Linked DNA regions of Mus musculus: region 1 is linked to region 2. A link is a loop called in an ENCODE intact Hi-C map of the cell type or tissue named here. Cell type or tissue: left cerebral cortex. All regions are shown on one strand.

Region 1 (8,000 bases), 88 kb after region 2:
TGCTGCTGAGTTGGGTTTTCATCTCCACACCTGTCTTGAGCTATAGTTAGCTGTCTATGTGCTTTCTTCCCTAGATAAAGTCTCAGAGGAGACAGGGTCTTACTCACCTTTTAAAAATTATATAGTGCTCGGACTTATGCATAATAGACATATAACAAGTATTTATTAAGAGGGTTTTTTGAAAGTATAGCTTGCTAAACAAACAGATCATTATCACTATTACTCTTCCTGTAAGCACCACGGTATGACTTTATAGGGTATAATTACATGGGTGTTTGACATGAGTCTAAGTAGGAGTTCTGAGTGAGGTTAGGATGTGCAACCTAAACACAGAGTATTATTGATGTGTTCATTTCTCTCTGTATTACCCCCTTAGATTAAAACACCACACATTCAACGTAGCAAGAGTTGTTCTAGTTCTATTTGGGTCATATGTGAAGTAATCGATCATCGTGGGTCTGCAAAAGGCCTTCTTATCATCCCGTGTTGCTCCTACAAGATAAATGAAGCATATGCAAATAACTAATTGGGTTCTGATCTTGGTTCCAGATACAATGTGAGAATTTACCTATTCATCTTGTTGTGTTTCAATCTTTCTCTGTCATGTGCTTGCCGCCCCTTGAGGCACCGAGAGAGCACATGAGCACATTCCACTCTCTCCTCTGTGGAGAGCAGGCACTTCCAGTAAGAGGCAGGCTCACAGAAGCACTGGCCTCTGAATCACACTGAAGATACAGGTGGAGATCCTTGATCTCGATTTACATATTAGGTGAATTTTTACGTCTTGGGGTAACTGGATCCACAGTTGTGCATTTCTGCAGGAGAAAGAGGAGAGTCATCGGGCCAGGGGCAAGTGCTCAGAACTGCTGTTGTTTTTATGTCTAGACTTGGGCAGGTAACCTAGCCTGGCTCTTGTGTAAAACTAGGATAACAACAGGCAGGGTGTCTCTAGATTTCTTAAGAGACTTCTTTCTATTCATATGCCCAAGAGGATATTATGGTATGTTTCAGTTAGAGTTCCTACTGATGTGATGAAAACCATGACCGAAGCAACTTGGGGAGGAAGGGTTTATTCGGCACTTCTATATCATTGTTCATCATCAAAGGCAGTCAGGAGCCATGGAGGAGTGCTGCTTATTGGCTATGCTTCCTCTGGTCCACTCAGCCTGCTTTCTTATAGGAACCTGGACCACCAGGGCTGGGCCCTCCCACATCGACTTCTAAGAAGAAGGCTACAGGCTTCTCTGCAGCCCAGTCATACACTGGCATTTTCTCAGTTAATCTTCCTATTTTCCTCAATGACTCTAGCTTGTGTTGAATTGACATAAAGTAGCCGGCACATAGTATTTGTGCAGTTTTGTTGTCAGGAAAGTGATTGAATTGACAGGTGACAGATATAGGTGACTACGTTAATTTTAGGTTTTTAAAAGTAACTTCAGAAACAGTGTGTGATTTTTAAAGCGTAAGGAAAAAGGACTATTGGAAAACATGAATTTCTTGATGCAGTTTTGAGTGTGTGATATATGGATGCTTCCCACAAAGGTTTTAGTGAGACATGCATTTTTATGTCAATAGACTTTGTACATTCTGAAATCACCTCTTCGTTTCATTTAAAATACTAAATTTTAAATACTAAATAAATTGAGACACTACCTATGCACTTGATTTCAGAGAACACAGCTTGAAATTTGCATCAAAATAAAAAAAACTAAGACTGCTTAATTAAAACCTTGACACTACCAACCTCTTCAATTATGTGTTAAGGAGATGGGCACCCTGGGGATACCAACTTAAAATCAGTGTGCATTTTGAGTGCCATTAGCACGCACACATGCACAGCTCTCTGAAGGGAAGAAAAGAGCTTTCACAGGGAAAAAAAAAAACCCTAACATTTCTCTTGAGCAGAAATTATTTTGCTTTTTAAAAGCAAGGAGAGACCATGCCTGCTGCAACCCCAAACAGTGCTTCCTATATTTTCTGGGGCTTAAATGCTCAGGTATGCTTTTTTTTTTTCTTTTTGTAAACAGTCACAAATTTTTACAATAATTGTTACTTAAAAAATAGTTCTACAGTGTAGATCAGAAAGAGCAAATGCAGGAGGGGATGAGTGCTTAGTTCTCTGCTTCTTTAGAGTATATGAATGCTGTAGTAGAAATGACTGCTTCTCTTTACTTGTTAACTCTTGTTGTTTAAACTGTTATGTGCTGATCCCTAATTTCTTTCACTGATGTGGCACTCAGCAGCTCTTTGTTCTCTTTGTGCCTGTCCTCTCCCTTTCTTTGTGTTTCAGGGATACTGCTGCCCGCATCTGCCACTGAGCATGCGGGGAAAATCTTTCAATAGATTCTTCACTTAGGAGTTTCAGCAGTAGTACTCCACTTCTCCAGGTTTTAGTAATAACCAACAGGCCCAAAAAAAGGAAACTTGGAAAGGTGGTGGGAGATACAGGTGGTTGGGGTCAGATGGCCAGCGGGGCTCTGTGTGGAAGGTAACTTCAGGGAAGTTAGCATACACTAACTTCCAGAAGCTCTCTCCAGCCGAGTTAAATTCAGGACACCCACCTTTGCACATACACCCAAGTTTAGAGCTGTAGCTTGCCAAGTGAGAAGACACAAGTGTTTCTGAGCAGCAAGGCACAGGATCAAATTTTAAAAGATTAGAGGCAACATCCTAGCGCTGCCACAGAGATGTGCGGTATGTTTTCATTGACGTCATGTGTACAGTGCCTGAGCGAGGCCCTTCACAAGCTAGTACACCGTCTGAGGATGAAAATCAGCGGTGTGGATTGTTCTCGCACTATAACGGCAGGCTTTCCTTTGTGTTAAACCCACAAAATGCTAAGTCAACATTAACTGAACAAAACGATCGGTTCATCTGCGTAAAAGCATTTTTGTTGAAAAAATAAAAAGCATGGTTTCCAAGAATCCCCCCCCCCAAAAAAAAAAAAAAAACCAAACAAGCAAACCAACAAACAACAAAAAAGCAGGGAATGTTATACCTTTCCTCTTTTCGCTCAGGCACGTGTGACTTTAATAGTGTAAATGATTTAACAGATGGTGCACAATTTTGCTTGTATTTGCAATCACTGATGCCTGTTGTTCACTTGCTCAAAAAGCCAGCGTTTAGAACACAGTGGAGCATGCAGGAGATGCTCAAAGATCTTTTGTCTAATATAAAAGAGCATGAAAACCCAACTCTCCTTTCATGGTGAAAGACTGGTGGGGATAGTTCATATATGGCTATTTTAGATAGACTGAAGTGAACGCCTGACTCTTCAGCAGCTGGCCATCCTCCCTCATAGAGACTGGGATTTCTCACTTTCCCTCCTTATTCTCTCCTATCCCACCATTTTGTTTCTGTGCTACTTAATACTACCCTTAGCCGCATCTTTTCAAACAGACCCAAAGCATCTGTTGTTGCTTTTTTGGGGGGGGGGTGAGCATCATGTTCCCCAGACCTTTTTTCACGAGGTTTCATTAGCAGGTGGCAATACCCTGAAGTCTAAAAGTGCTCTTGTAAGAGGGCTAGCCATTGGCCCTGGGTACGTTTTTCCCCTGCCACAGACACCTGCTACTTCTTTAGATCCCGCCCCTGGCTGTAGTCCTAGAAGTGGGGTTCTCTCGCCCAAAGCGGAAGAAGTGCGAGCGGCGGGAAGTTCAGGCCAGGTCCAATCAGGCACCTGAGGTTAGGTGGTGTGGGTGCAGACGGATGCCCAGGGAGGGTCCCCGCCGCAGGTCCCGCCCCCACGACACATCCATCACCAGAAGCTCCGCCCCTCGCGCCCCGCCCCGTCCCGGGGCCTCGGCTAAAACCCGGAGCCGCTAGAGCAGAGCACGGTGCAGAGCTGCGCGGCTGCTTCTTCCTCGGCCGGAGGCTGGGCCCTGGTGCTGATGCTGGTAGGCTGCGCGAGCTGGGCCCGCGTAGCCTCCTCGCCGCGGCGCTCGGGGCTCCCGCGATGATGGCGGAGCAGGTGAAATGCGCCTCGCCGGTGGCGGCCTCCGGCGCCGGCCCGGGGCCGGTGGTGAACGCCGAGCTGGAGGTGAAGAAGCTGCAGGAGCTGGTGCGCAAGCTGGAGAAGCAGAACGAGCAGCTGCGCAGCCGGGCGGCCAGTGCGGCCGCCGCCCCGCACCTGCTGCTGCTGCAGCCGCCGCCGCCCTCCGCCCCGCCGCCAGCCGGGGCCTGCAGCCCGCTCGCCACGCACAGGGCCCCGGCCAGCACGACCTCCCCGGGCCCGGGGGCGCTGGGCCCCGCGTTCCCGGGCACCTACTGCTTGCCCAGCCCCGCGCCCTCCCTGCTCTGCAGCCTGCAGCCGGCTGACGCGCCCTTCGTCTACTCCAAGCCGGCGGCGGGCTTCTTCGGCGGAGGTGGCAGCCCGGAACCGGGGACCGCAGGGACCCCGCCGGGGGAAGCCGCCACGCCGCCGTTGCCGCCTCCAACGCTGCTGGACGAGGTGGAGCCGCTGGACCTGGAGAGCTTGGCCGCCTGGAGCGAGGAGGACGACTACACCTGGTATAGCCGAGCTCCGCCGCCCCCTCCCCCCGGAGTTGGGAGGCCCAGCACGCGGGGGCGGGGCGTGGGAGGCAGGGGACCCAGAGGCCTAGCAGGTGCCAAGCCCTGAGCAGAAGCTTTGCATGGAGGCAGAAACCTGTTTTAGCATTGTGCCTATTGGTCCGACTGGGGACTGCCATCTGCCCCGTGCTTTGCTCTTTGCTGATTACGGGGTCCCAAGCGCCTCGTTAGCCTTAAATGCACAACTCATGTCATCTTGTCGCTCAGCCCTGCTCTCTTCTCTCTCTCTCTCTCTCTGTGTGTGTGTGTGTGTGTGTGTGTGTGTGTGTGTGTGTGGTGAAGGTGCTTGTCTTCTGCTCTCCTCCACTGCTTACCGTTCTTTCCTTACAAACGAACGCTGCACAGGATTGGTGTGCAGCCCCCCTTTGGTCACATCGGAAGCCGCCTAGTGATGAGCCTCTTCTCAGACATCTGCTATTGCAGTTGAGTTGTGTAGTTATATATGCCATCTCTCTGTATTTTCATAGATAACCTTTCAGATACCGATTTGATTATTAAAGGTGTGCCATCCTGGTACGTCAGAGGCAAAGGTTTTTTTAAGGACTGGAGGGGGCAGATGGAGGCGCTACGTTCTTTTAAAAAAATTGAACTTAAGAGGAATTTTCATTAATTTAGAAATGAAACCACATTGAAGAAAAAGTAGGTAGTTTTATGTTAATTTGACACAGGCTAGAGTCATCAGAGAGGCGGGAACCTCAATAATGCCTCCACAAGATCAGACTGTAGGTAAGCCCGTAGAACATTCTTAATGGTTGATATTGGAGGGCCCAGCCCATTGTGGGTGTTGCCATCCCTAGGCTGGTGGTCCTGAGGTTAAATAAGGAAGCAGGTTGAGCAAGTCCTGGGGTGCAACCCAGTAACTAGCACCCCTCCATGGTCTCTCATTTAGCACTTGCCTCCAGATTCCTGCCTTGTTTGAGTTCTTGTCTTGTATGAGTTCCTGTCCTGACTTCCTTTAATGATGAACTGTGGTGTGGAAGTGTAAGCTAAATAAGTCCTCCCTTGTCGTCTTTCCCCCCCCCCCTCCCCAAGTTGCTGTGTGTGTGGGTCCTGGTGTTTAATCACAGCAATTTTAACCAGAGGATGGCACTATTAGAGACACTTTATTATCTAGTTTTAGAAACTTTTAGGGTTGATTGTAAGGATGGTGGAAACTGGACGTGTCTATTCAATGGACTCTGGTTAGCTGTGTGTTTCTGCTCATGAATGAGTACTTTTTTGAGGAGACAGGTGCCTAAGCCCCTGCTGCTTGCTCATGGAAGGCTTGGCCTTGGAGTATCTTCTGTTAGGAATCGCTTGCTTGGTCGCTAGACATCCTCTAGGCGTGTAGGCATACCCCAGGAGTGGTTAGATAAAGTGGAGTGTGGGTTCATGCAAGGAGGTTGAGCAGTGTTCACATCGGGGTAACAGTAGGATGAAGAGTTGCATCCTTTTGCCTGTTATTTAAGAAAATCAGATTTTTATTTATTATTTTTTTCATTTTGTACTCTTGTTACTGATTGTATAGAAGGGAAATGGGAAGTGGGGAATCTTATTGTTTTGCTATTGGGAACTACAGTCTTCCTTTTGCATCGATACCCTACATGGCACCTACCTGTAAACTTTCATTGCCAGTTGCTCTGATTTTGAAAATTAATAACATAAATCTATAATAGACTTTTTTGTGGGCACATGTATCATCTGCCTTCAGCTTTGATTTTAGGAACTGTACAGGGATCCTATGGTGTGCAAGTCTAACAGCTCAACACTTCCTGGAACTTTAAGCCATTCTTTCTAAACAACACGCTTGGGTGGGGGTACAGCCTAAGTATAGTCCCGCCTGAGTATAGTATTGGAAAATGGTCTTGCAGTGGCTTTTGTGTTTCACTCACGCCTGTCAACCCTATGCTAATTTCAAATCAGTTGAGTTTTTGATTTTTAAATGATGATTTATACAAACAACGGGGAGAAGTTGGTTTCTAATCTGATAGAAATACAAAGGCGCAATCCCTTTAAATATGGCATATTTAAAAATTTAGTATTATTATCATTGCTGTTGTTGTTATTATTTTGTCTTCCTGAGAGAAGGTCTCACACTGTAGCCCAGGCTGGTCCTGAAGTCTGTGTCTTACCTCTTAGCTTTCTGACTGCTGGGATTTCAGGCATGAGCCACCATGATTGGCTTTCAGATTTATTACAGCATTGCTGTTTATCCGGTTAATAATAGCACATATATGCCAAATATAGTTTGTCACAGTTATCCAACTATCCAAGTATATTGTTGTCTATCTTTTAATCTTTTTACTTAAAACATCAAAAAAAGAAAAAAAAAAGCATTGCAATGAGTCTTAAAAAGTGCTATTTAATAGGTCAGCATGTTAGTCCTTACTGTGCTCTGAAGTGACTCTGAATTGAAGGAAGTTTATCTTTACTCATGAGATATGCTGGTCAGTAATAAGAACTGACCCTTCGTTACTTTGAAACTGTTTCTGTGGCTTACAGCACGCTATTTGTAGAATCCCTTCTTTAAACATGGAGGGGAGCCCAGGTGGAAAAACAGAGAGGGTCGTTAATCTTAGTCGGAGGCACCAATGATTTTGAGGTCACCTAATTTACAGAATTAAAAAAAAATTAGATGTTATTTTTGTATGGAAACATTTCACTTGTTTTCTGATGGAAAAGTAGCCAACACCCTTTACTTTAAACATTTGGAAACCACCTGCTAATGTTTTCAGAGCACTCCAGGTACCTGCATGGCTGTAAAGTCTTCATGTCCCCTGCCTGGGGTGCCACAGCAGTGTGCCTTTCCATAGGATAATAGGTTTGCAGCACACCTCAGTCGTTTCTTATGTGCCTTAAGGAACAGCTGGAGTGGGAATATATAGTCTAAGTTAAAATGCCTTGCCAGCGCATGGTGTGCAAACATCTCCAAACACGAGGTTTGCCTCTTAACCTTTTAGCAGTGTTTCCCAGGGGAGAAGGTCTTATTTTGGGTAAGGCTCAATGACACCTCTCATTTTTCTGGATCATGCTTGACGTCAGTCTTGGAGATTATAGTGAAGGGGTGCTTGCCCACCTTGGGCTACAGACTTACACCTATGGTTTCTAACAAAAAGAATTTGTTTTCAGTTTCAGTTTCAGTTTGGTTTTGTTTTTAAGTTAGCTTTGGATACTGTGTCACGGCCAGAGCTCACAGTTTTGTGCTCGACTGTCCTTAACACCTGCTCAGAAGACCACCACCCTTTGTTGAATTTTTTTGCTCTTCGAATGCTGCGTGTTCTGGGCTTGGTTCCATTTGGGGTCTGTAATTTTCCTGTTGCTGTATCTACCTGCATGCTGCAGGTAGTGAGCTGTTTTCATCAGTGTCGCTTGCCAGTTAGTGGGAACTCCAGCTTTGTTGTTGTTGGCTATTGAAGGATCTTTCCATTTCCATGTGAATTTTAGGATCAGTT
Region 2 (8,000 bases):
CATGCTTGACCCTGAAATGCCATGCGATGTGAGGCCAGAACCCTTCCTCTCAGTTTGTCTCTCTTTACAATAGTCTCTTTGCTTACCTCATGAAGTTTCAAGTGTCAAATGTCATCTTCAAGCTGGTGTTCCAGCTGTCCTCAGGGTATTTATCACTTCCTGCAAGTTTCAGCTCTAATGTCACCTTACACAGAGGCTTTCCCCCGGGCCATGCTAATAAAATGGAGTCCCTAGCCCTTTTATGCTATGTCTTCACTCTGGTCTGTCTTTCTCTCTCGCTCGCTCTCTCTCTCTCTCTCTCTCCCTTCCTTCCTTCCTTCCTTCCTTCCTCCCTCCCTCCCTCCCTCCCTCCCTCCCTCCCTTCCTTCCTTCCTTTCCTCCTTTCTTCCCTTTTTTTCCTTCCCTTCTTGATGTTGATACAAATACAACATCACTTATTTGTATATTTAAAGCCTGTTGGAAACAAGAAGCATTATCTAAGGCTGGAGAGATGGCTCAGCTGTTAAGAGTACTGAATGCTGCTCGTCTGAAGGTCCTAAGTTCAAATTCCAGCAACCACATGGTGGCTCATAACCATCTGTGGTGAGATCTGATGCCCTCTTCTGGTGTGTCTGAAGACAGCTACACTGTACTTAGATATAATGATAAATAAATCTTTGGGCCAGAGTGAGCAGGGCTGGAGCAAGCAGAGGTCCTAAGTTCAATTCCCAGCAAACCACGTGATGGTTCACAACCATCTTACAGCTACAGTGTACTCATATACATAAAATAAATAAATAAATCTTTAACAAAGAGAGAGAGAGAGAGAGAGAGAGAGAGAGAGCGCATTATCTACTACATAAAGCGCATCACACACAGAAAGCTACCAAGCGATGTTTGCTGACTAAAACTATGATCTCATTCAGTCCTGAAAATCCTCACCAATCCTGTTAGAGATCTTCCTACAGATGACAACGTAGGATAAGGTTGCCTTGGAGCTGAGCTGCCCATGCAGGTAGCTTTATCCCGGGTGCAGATCTACTCAGCGGGCTGTGAAGATGAGGGGATCAGATTGGGAAAAGCCTTTCGTGCTCTGCATCAAGACAACAATGGAGAAGGGAAACACAGAAGTGGCAGTGGAGGGAGCCAGGGGAGGGGGAAAGGGGGGAGGGGGAGCCGGAGAGTCACGTGATTTCAGGATGCGCTGACTTTATTTACAGTTAGACATTCTTGTCCATTTCCCGTTCCCTTGTCCCTCAATCATGCGGCCTTTTGGGGCTGACTTGGGTGCCTCCTTGAAAGTTGGCTGATGTCATAGTTTATATTTTGTCAGCACCGAGGTGTCACGTGCTGATAATATTTAAGTCAAGAGTTAGTTAAAAGTCTCCAAACCAACTTTTCTTTGAGATCTGAAATGTGAGAAACCTTCTTGGCTACTTCTACAGCAGCTTGTGAGTTAGCATCAACCCTAAAGAAGCTCATATGTAGTACCAGGGAGCCACTTACTGTGCTTGCGTGATGACGCAAAATGCCACCACTGCCTAATGTACTAGCAAAGTGCTGAGCCCACTAAAGGCCATGTTGTAGTTCCAACTGTAGTTACAGACCGTAAGGGTTCCCAAAGCCCGGGTGAATGGACCTTTAAAACATCCATATTCAAAATAAGACTTCTTTAGAGTTTGTGCTCTGTGACTTCTGACTTTCTGGTTCCCCATACATGGGGGTCATGAGTTTAGAGATATTCCCATGATAGATGCGGTTGGTTAATAGATATTACAATGTACACGGTTTTCACGGTTTAATGAGCTGCTGTTTTCTGTTTCAAAGGGACCCAGCTCTGCACCCTCCACTCCCCCCAAAGCCCTGTTCTCCCATTGCTTCTCCTAAACCATTGGGGCGGACTAATAGGTAAGAGCTTGCCCTTCTGAATGTCTTGCCAGGATGCTGAAGGGAAATGAGAGTACAAAAAAAAAAAATGTGACCAGCTTTGTGGAAAGCATGGCTATTCTTCCCGTGTTCGTTCACTAAAGAGAGGCTCACAGAACTTAAAACTCTATCAATATGCATGTGTAATTACTTTTGCTCTAGATAGCAATGGCTATTATCTGTCTTATGGAACTATACCTTTGAAACAGTTGTGGACAAACAGAACTGGAAGTGTTTATATGAAGGCTTCTTATATATTAGCACTTGATATAGATGCATATATATAGTACACACACACATATATATATATGTATATAATGCCTATTAAAGTGCATATAAGATTATATTACCTTTCTATTTCCTTGTAATTAAGGGTCCCATTGAGAGCTACATATTTTAATAAAAGACATACTCTGCATCACCTCAATTATGCTAGAAATTCCTTTAGGCTGTTACTTGATTTTTTTTTTTAACTAAAGTATTTTTTATTCATTTCAAAACTATCAAAAACTTTAAAGACTATTCCAAATAACTTATCTCTATATCAAGAAAAACACACTTTCTGTTCTACTTTGAACTTCTGGAACTTTATAATTAATGCTTAGAGGCCAAATCAGAAGCTTGGCAGTCTTGCTCAAGTGTGTCTTGAGCCATTTTTCAAGATGGACATCCCATTTTTTTCCCATTGGTATTGAGAGATTGAATCCCAGTGTCTCAGTGGAGCCTGAGATGTCGGATCTGCTTGGACGCCTACTTTTGCTTCTTTTTTATTGTTGCCTCTTGAGGAGGATTTCTGACATCATGGAAGACACAGAACTATTATTATGTAAATACAGAACTATTAGCCATAAGTCACAAGTATAAAAACATTTTTTAAAAAGAGGATGGCCTGCTAGAAAGCCTGACTAAACAACAGGGGTGTGTGGCACTGTGTGTTCATCCTTAGGGGGTAAAACTCCAGAGCCTCTACCCGTAAGATCCCCCGGCTCTCTGAAATTTTGTCCTTAGGATATTGCGTTAATGAGTCGGGGGAAATAGTTTTTCACGGAACTAATTAATGATATGGATTAGGCTTATAACTTTTCATTTCTGCAGCGATTATAATTATCTCATAAGAGCAACCTCTCAGGCTTCCTGTCTTACCTGATTCGTCCTCTCAGTCTTATAGCATTAAGCAATTAAGTCATAATTAGAATAGAGTTTTAAAAAGAAACTGAAATAAGTTGCCCTTGTACCACCTAAGTTCTAAGCTAAAAGCATCGACACTAGAGGGCTGCACATGTTTATGTTCAGAAAAAGCTAAATTCCGCAGGAGTTGGTCAAATCCACGTTTACTATTCTCACTTCCTTCTTCCACTAATGATCCAAAAAAATAAAATTGGGGCAACTTGCCTGTTTTAAAAACTCTGATTGCTTTAATCACAGCATGGTGATTTTAATGAACAGATATGAAAGGGAAGTGTTTTCTATGTAATTAACACATGTCCCCAGGAGAACAAAAAATGGTTGAATATAGCTCGTGAGAATAAGCAAGAATGCATAAGTAGGTCAAACACAGTAGAGGAAAGAGAGAAGTCTCATAAATTCTAACAACCTAGCACTGTACCATTTGCAGCTGCCACTCTAACATGGCCCTTCTTGGTACGGTAGAGATATTTGAAATGTAGACTAATTTCTCTTCTTACCTAAGCAAATGCATTTCTTGGAAGTATTCACATGAAATAAGTCTCTAAGAAAAAAATATTATATTGGTGCCTAACAACAAAAGAATATTCTTGATATTTAAATGTTACATCTTTATCTGATAGAGGTAAGGACAACATGTTTTGATGAATGGAGATAAAATGAACAATGTCTAGGTCAGAAGTGACTAAAATGTACCTTGTGGTTTAAAACACATGAAAAGAAGTTGATATCATAAAATTTGCACCTTGTACATTTTAGATAGACCTTCAAAAGGGGGAATGGATGAATTTTAGACAATACAAAGAACTAAGGTGAAATTTTTTTTGTCAAATAATATAATATATATTCCTGAACATAACTGTCATCTCATACATATAAATTTAACATGGAGGAGTTTCTTACCTAACAGGCATTATTTTTAAAATCTAGGCAGATACATGCAGCTACAGCGGGGGCATGTGGAGAAACAGAACGACATGCTGAAAGAAATATAAGGTACCAACAAGCTCTGTCTGCATGTAGTTAATTGTGTCAATGCTAAAGCACGCTTTGTTGGAGTGCTTTAAAATAATAAATTAGATGCCATCAGTTTTCTTGCCAGCTTTAGCTATAATGAGTAAACTGTTTGTTTGTTTGTTTGTTTGTTTTTGAGACAAGGTTTCACTATGTAGCCTTGGCTGGCCTAGAGCTTGCTATGTATACAGGGCCAGCATCCACCTGCCTCTGCCTCCCGAGTGCTGGTATTAAAATGAGATCCTGTGCCTGCCTAGGTAACACACATTTTTTGTAGGTTCTTGTTCTTTAAATACGTCGCAAGATTTACCATCACAAATGCAGAATTGTCTGAACACAGGGACAACGTGAGATGAAACCCTTGAAGGGGGGAAGCTTGCTGCTGATCTCTGTGTTCCCTGTAATTGCCTTGAGATGTCAGGCACCATCGCTGTAGTAGTTTTGCTTAGTTGAGCTTGGCTTTCCATTGGTTCCCGCTGTAGGCGATACCCAGCCTCTCTTGCAGGGTCAGGACAGGTTCACACAGCCTGCAGATTCATCTGGGGAAGGAAGCATTTCCCAAGTCTCTGCTCTCCCCACCACAGTCCTGATTCACTCCCGTTTTCTACATCCTACTTAGTCTAGCATTCATTATGGATGTGTTTGGCTGTGTTTCTTCTTTATTATTTAGGAAAAACAATAGCTTTCAGAAATACTTTTTAAAGCCCTGCATGGTGGCCCATGCCTGTAACCCCAGCCCTTAGGAGGCAGGAGTAAGAGGATTATTGCAAGTTTGAGGCTATTCTGGTAAACACAGTGAGTTCTAAGGACAGTTGGGGCTACATAGAGAATGCTGAGTATAGGAGAAATAGTCTTCCATAGGGGAAGAGCATTCTAATTGGTTATCCAAATGGTCAGCCTTAAAAGCATACATGCAAGTGACATTATAAATGTTGAGTAGCTTGTGATTAATGTACAATTAACGGGAAAGAAGCTCATGAATCTGAAAAAGAGAGAGAGTGTGTGTGTGGGTAATATGGGATAGTTGGTGGGGAGGGAAATGATGTCATTACATTATGATCTAAAAAAAATAAGTAAGAAATTGCTTTACTGCTGTTGTTACTATTGTCTAGCCTTTAACGGCTGACCCATCTCTCCAGCCCAGAAATGGTTTTGCAAAAAATAAAATAAAAGAAAATAATAAAATAAAAATAAAATCACAACATAGGTATTTTATAATTTCATAATTTCATCAATATAATAAAATTTCTTTTGTGTCATCCCTTTGACTCTCGGAAGGGTCAGAAGTTTGAGGCACTGGTCAGGTGACGCACATACCTTACACTTGGAGGGAGTCTGACTGGCCTGTACTTATAAGTTTTATAAAACTTGTCACCTCTCACATTGTGTTGCATGTGGCATGTGATGTCTCTGCATCTTCTGTGAGAGTTCAGAGGTCTAGGCCACTGTTGGTACTCAGTGATGATGAAGGATGCTCATGCCTGTGTGCACCATGCATGGAGACCTCAGTGATGATGGAGGATGCTCATGCCTGTGTGTACCATGCATGGAGACCTCAGTGATGATGGAGGATGCTCATGCCTGTGTGCACCATGCATGGAGACCTCAGTGGTGATGAAGGATGCTAGTGTCTGTGTGCACCATGCATGGAGACCTCAGTGTGATGAAGGATGCTCATGCCTGTGTGCACCATGCATGGAGACCTCAGTGATGATGGAGGATGCTCATGCCTGTGTGCACCATGCATGGAGACCTCAGTGGTGATGAAGGATGCTAGTGTCTGTGTGCACCATGCATGGAGACCTCAGTGTGATGAAGGATGCTCATGCCTGTGTGCACCATGCATGGAGACCTCAGTGATGATGAAGGATGCTCATGCCTGTGTGCACCATGCATGGAGACCTCAGTGGTGATGAAGGATGCTCATGCCTGTGTGTACCATGCATGGAGACCTCAGTGATGATGGAGGATGCTCATGCCTGTGTGTACCATGCATGAAGACCTCAGTGGTGATGAAGGATGCTCATGCCTGTGTGTACCATGCATGGAGACCTCAGTGGTGATGAAGGATGCTAGTGTCTGTGTGCACCATGCATGAAGACGTCAGTGATGATGGAGGATGCTCATGCCTGTGTGTACCATAGACTCTCCTATCCTTCACCAGAAATTCTAGGAAGCTTAGCCTGGCATTGGAGCTTCACCCACTGACCTGCTTCTCTTTCTGTTCACTGAAGGACTGAGGATCTCGATGACATCATCAGGGTGGCGGCTGCACTTCAGAAAACTGACAAGGGGTGAGGTTCGAGAGTTCCAGGCCTGATTCCTGTTCTTTGTGATCTAAAGCTAGTCAGTGCCTCTGTTATTTCTAAATGTGAGCCCATACCCAGTGCTGTTTGTTGCATATGACTAAGAAGAAAAATGTCCCTGTGTCTCTGTAAGTACCCACTCAGAGTGGCTGGTACTGACATGGATGGATGGCCATCTTCATCCTCCTCTGAGTCTACTCATCCTCGTGACCTCAGATCTCAACCACTCCTCCAGTTCTCATCCCTAGCCTAGATATCCAGTGATTTTTGCCCTTTGCATCCCCATTTCAAATATCCTGGGACCACGTTCACCTTTCTTTCACAGATGAGCTATTTTCTGCTTCTGACCTTCCACACCTGTAGGCTCGACCTTCTAAAATCACTCTTGGTTCTTCCACCCCTTCCCCCCTCCATGTCGTATAGGTGTGTTTAACCTAAAAGTCTAAAGTGTCTCTTGTACATACAAGGCTTATGCCGGTTCACGGCCTCATTGAGTCCGTGGGATAAGAGACTAGCATGCCTATTCTTCTCATTCACTTACACTCCTTTAGCCTCTCGTTCTTCTGCCCATTTACGCCAATGGATGCCACAAAGCTTCCTGGAAATACCTGCCACGGCTCCCACGTGTAAATACATGCTATAGTTACATATGACTATTTGCTAACCTAGACCAAGGACAATTCGGTTCCAGAATCATTTCTGACTTCACCCACATATTTATTCCATATTCCACACCAGCACGGACCTCTTTCTTTCTACAGTTTCTTGACCCGCTTGTTTCTGCCCCTTCCACACAGTGATCTTTACCAGTCTTGGTGCCACCACATCCATCTATCCAAACCCTACCGTTTTTCAAGATCCAGGTCACCGCAAATCCCCTACCCTGTGAAGTCTTCCTTGTGTGATCCAGTGAGTGCCACTCTTCCGGCCTCAGTGATGAGAGCCCAGCTATCTCTACTGCATAATGCCTAGCCACACTTGCCTTTGTTATCTGTATAAACATCGTCGCTTTAACCTCATCCTCACCCCTTTCATCATCAGCAGCAGGGAAGATATTTTGTTTTAGTCACCAGAGAATACTCACACACTAATATAAAGCTTTGTCCAAAGGAGTAATGTGTCAAGATCCTGGATACAAATATTTCATTGTTTTAATCCCAAACCCGAGAAGCTTTCCCCTGTTTAACGTAATTAAACAACGAGAAGAATTTACTGGAGTTCATCTCACTAAAAACCAAAACAAACAAAAAAATAAAAATAAAAATAAAAATAAAAATAAAAATAAAAAAGGCTGGACAAGCCGCAAGCCGCACATACCTTCAATGCCAAGATTTAGGAAGCTCAGAAAGAAGGCCAGCTTGGAGTACAGGGTGAGACCCTCTCTCAACAAATACCATGACTTAACCAGGCAGGAAAACAACTCAGTTTTCTGTGCAGTTAATAGGGACTTTGACTTAGAAGACTAGATAGGATCTACGTGTGTCAAGTCTGATTTTTCTTCCATTTGAGATCCTGTATTTCTTTTTTTTTTTTTCATTATTTTAAAATTTTATTTTATTAGATATTTTCTCTAATTACATTTCAAATGCT

What was found. A loop is a pair of places that touch in the nucleus more often than their neighbours do. Peaks named below come from ENCODE experiments on the same cell type or tissue, not always from the same donor. Only the 100,000 strongest peaks of a DNase experiment are listed, where the experiment ranks them.
Region 1: a loop joins it to region 2, with 3 times the contacts of the local background. A loop is called at or near these places in 6 of 42 quality-filtered maps.

The regions. Positions count from the first base shown.
Region 1 is chr14:103,646,400-103,654,399 of GRCm38, forward strand. Slain1 (SLAIN motif family, member 1) reads left to right here and starts at 3,829. Exons shown (of 7, transcript NM_198014.3): 1 at 3,829-4,509. The coding sequence starts at 3,956. In left cerebral cortex, a CTCF peak has its summit at 4,947; DNase peaks (open chromatin) are centred at 2,515, 3,811, 4,462, 4,907 and 1 more place; H3K4me3 peaks cover 4,673 bases; H3K27ac peaks cover 1,544 bases.
Region 2 is chr14:103,558,445-103,566,444 of GRCm38, forward strand. Scel (sciellin) reads left to right here. Exons shown (of 31, transcript NM_022886.2): 9 at 1,807-1,887; 10 at 4,021-4,086; 11 at 6,339-6,398. Among named protein-coding and RNA genes, the nearest start is that of Scel, 49 kb to the left of the region's middle. In left cerebral cortex, CTCF peaks have their summits at 623 (motif pointing left) and 3,170 (motif pointing right); a DNase peak (open chromatin) is centred at 3,230.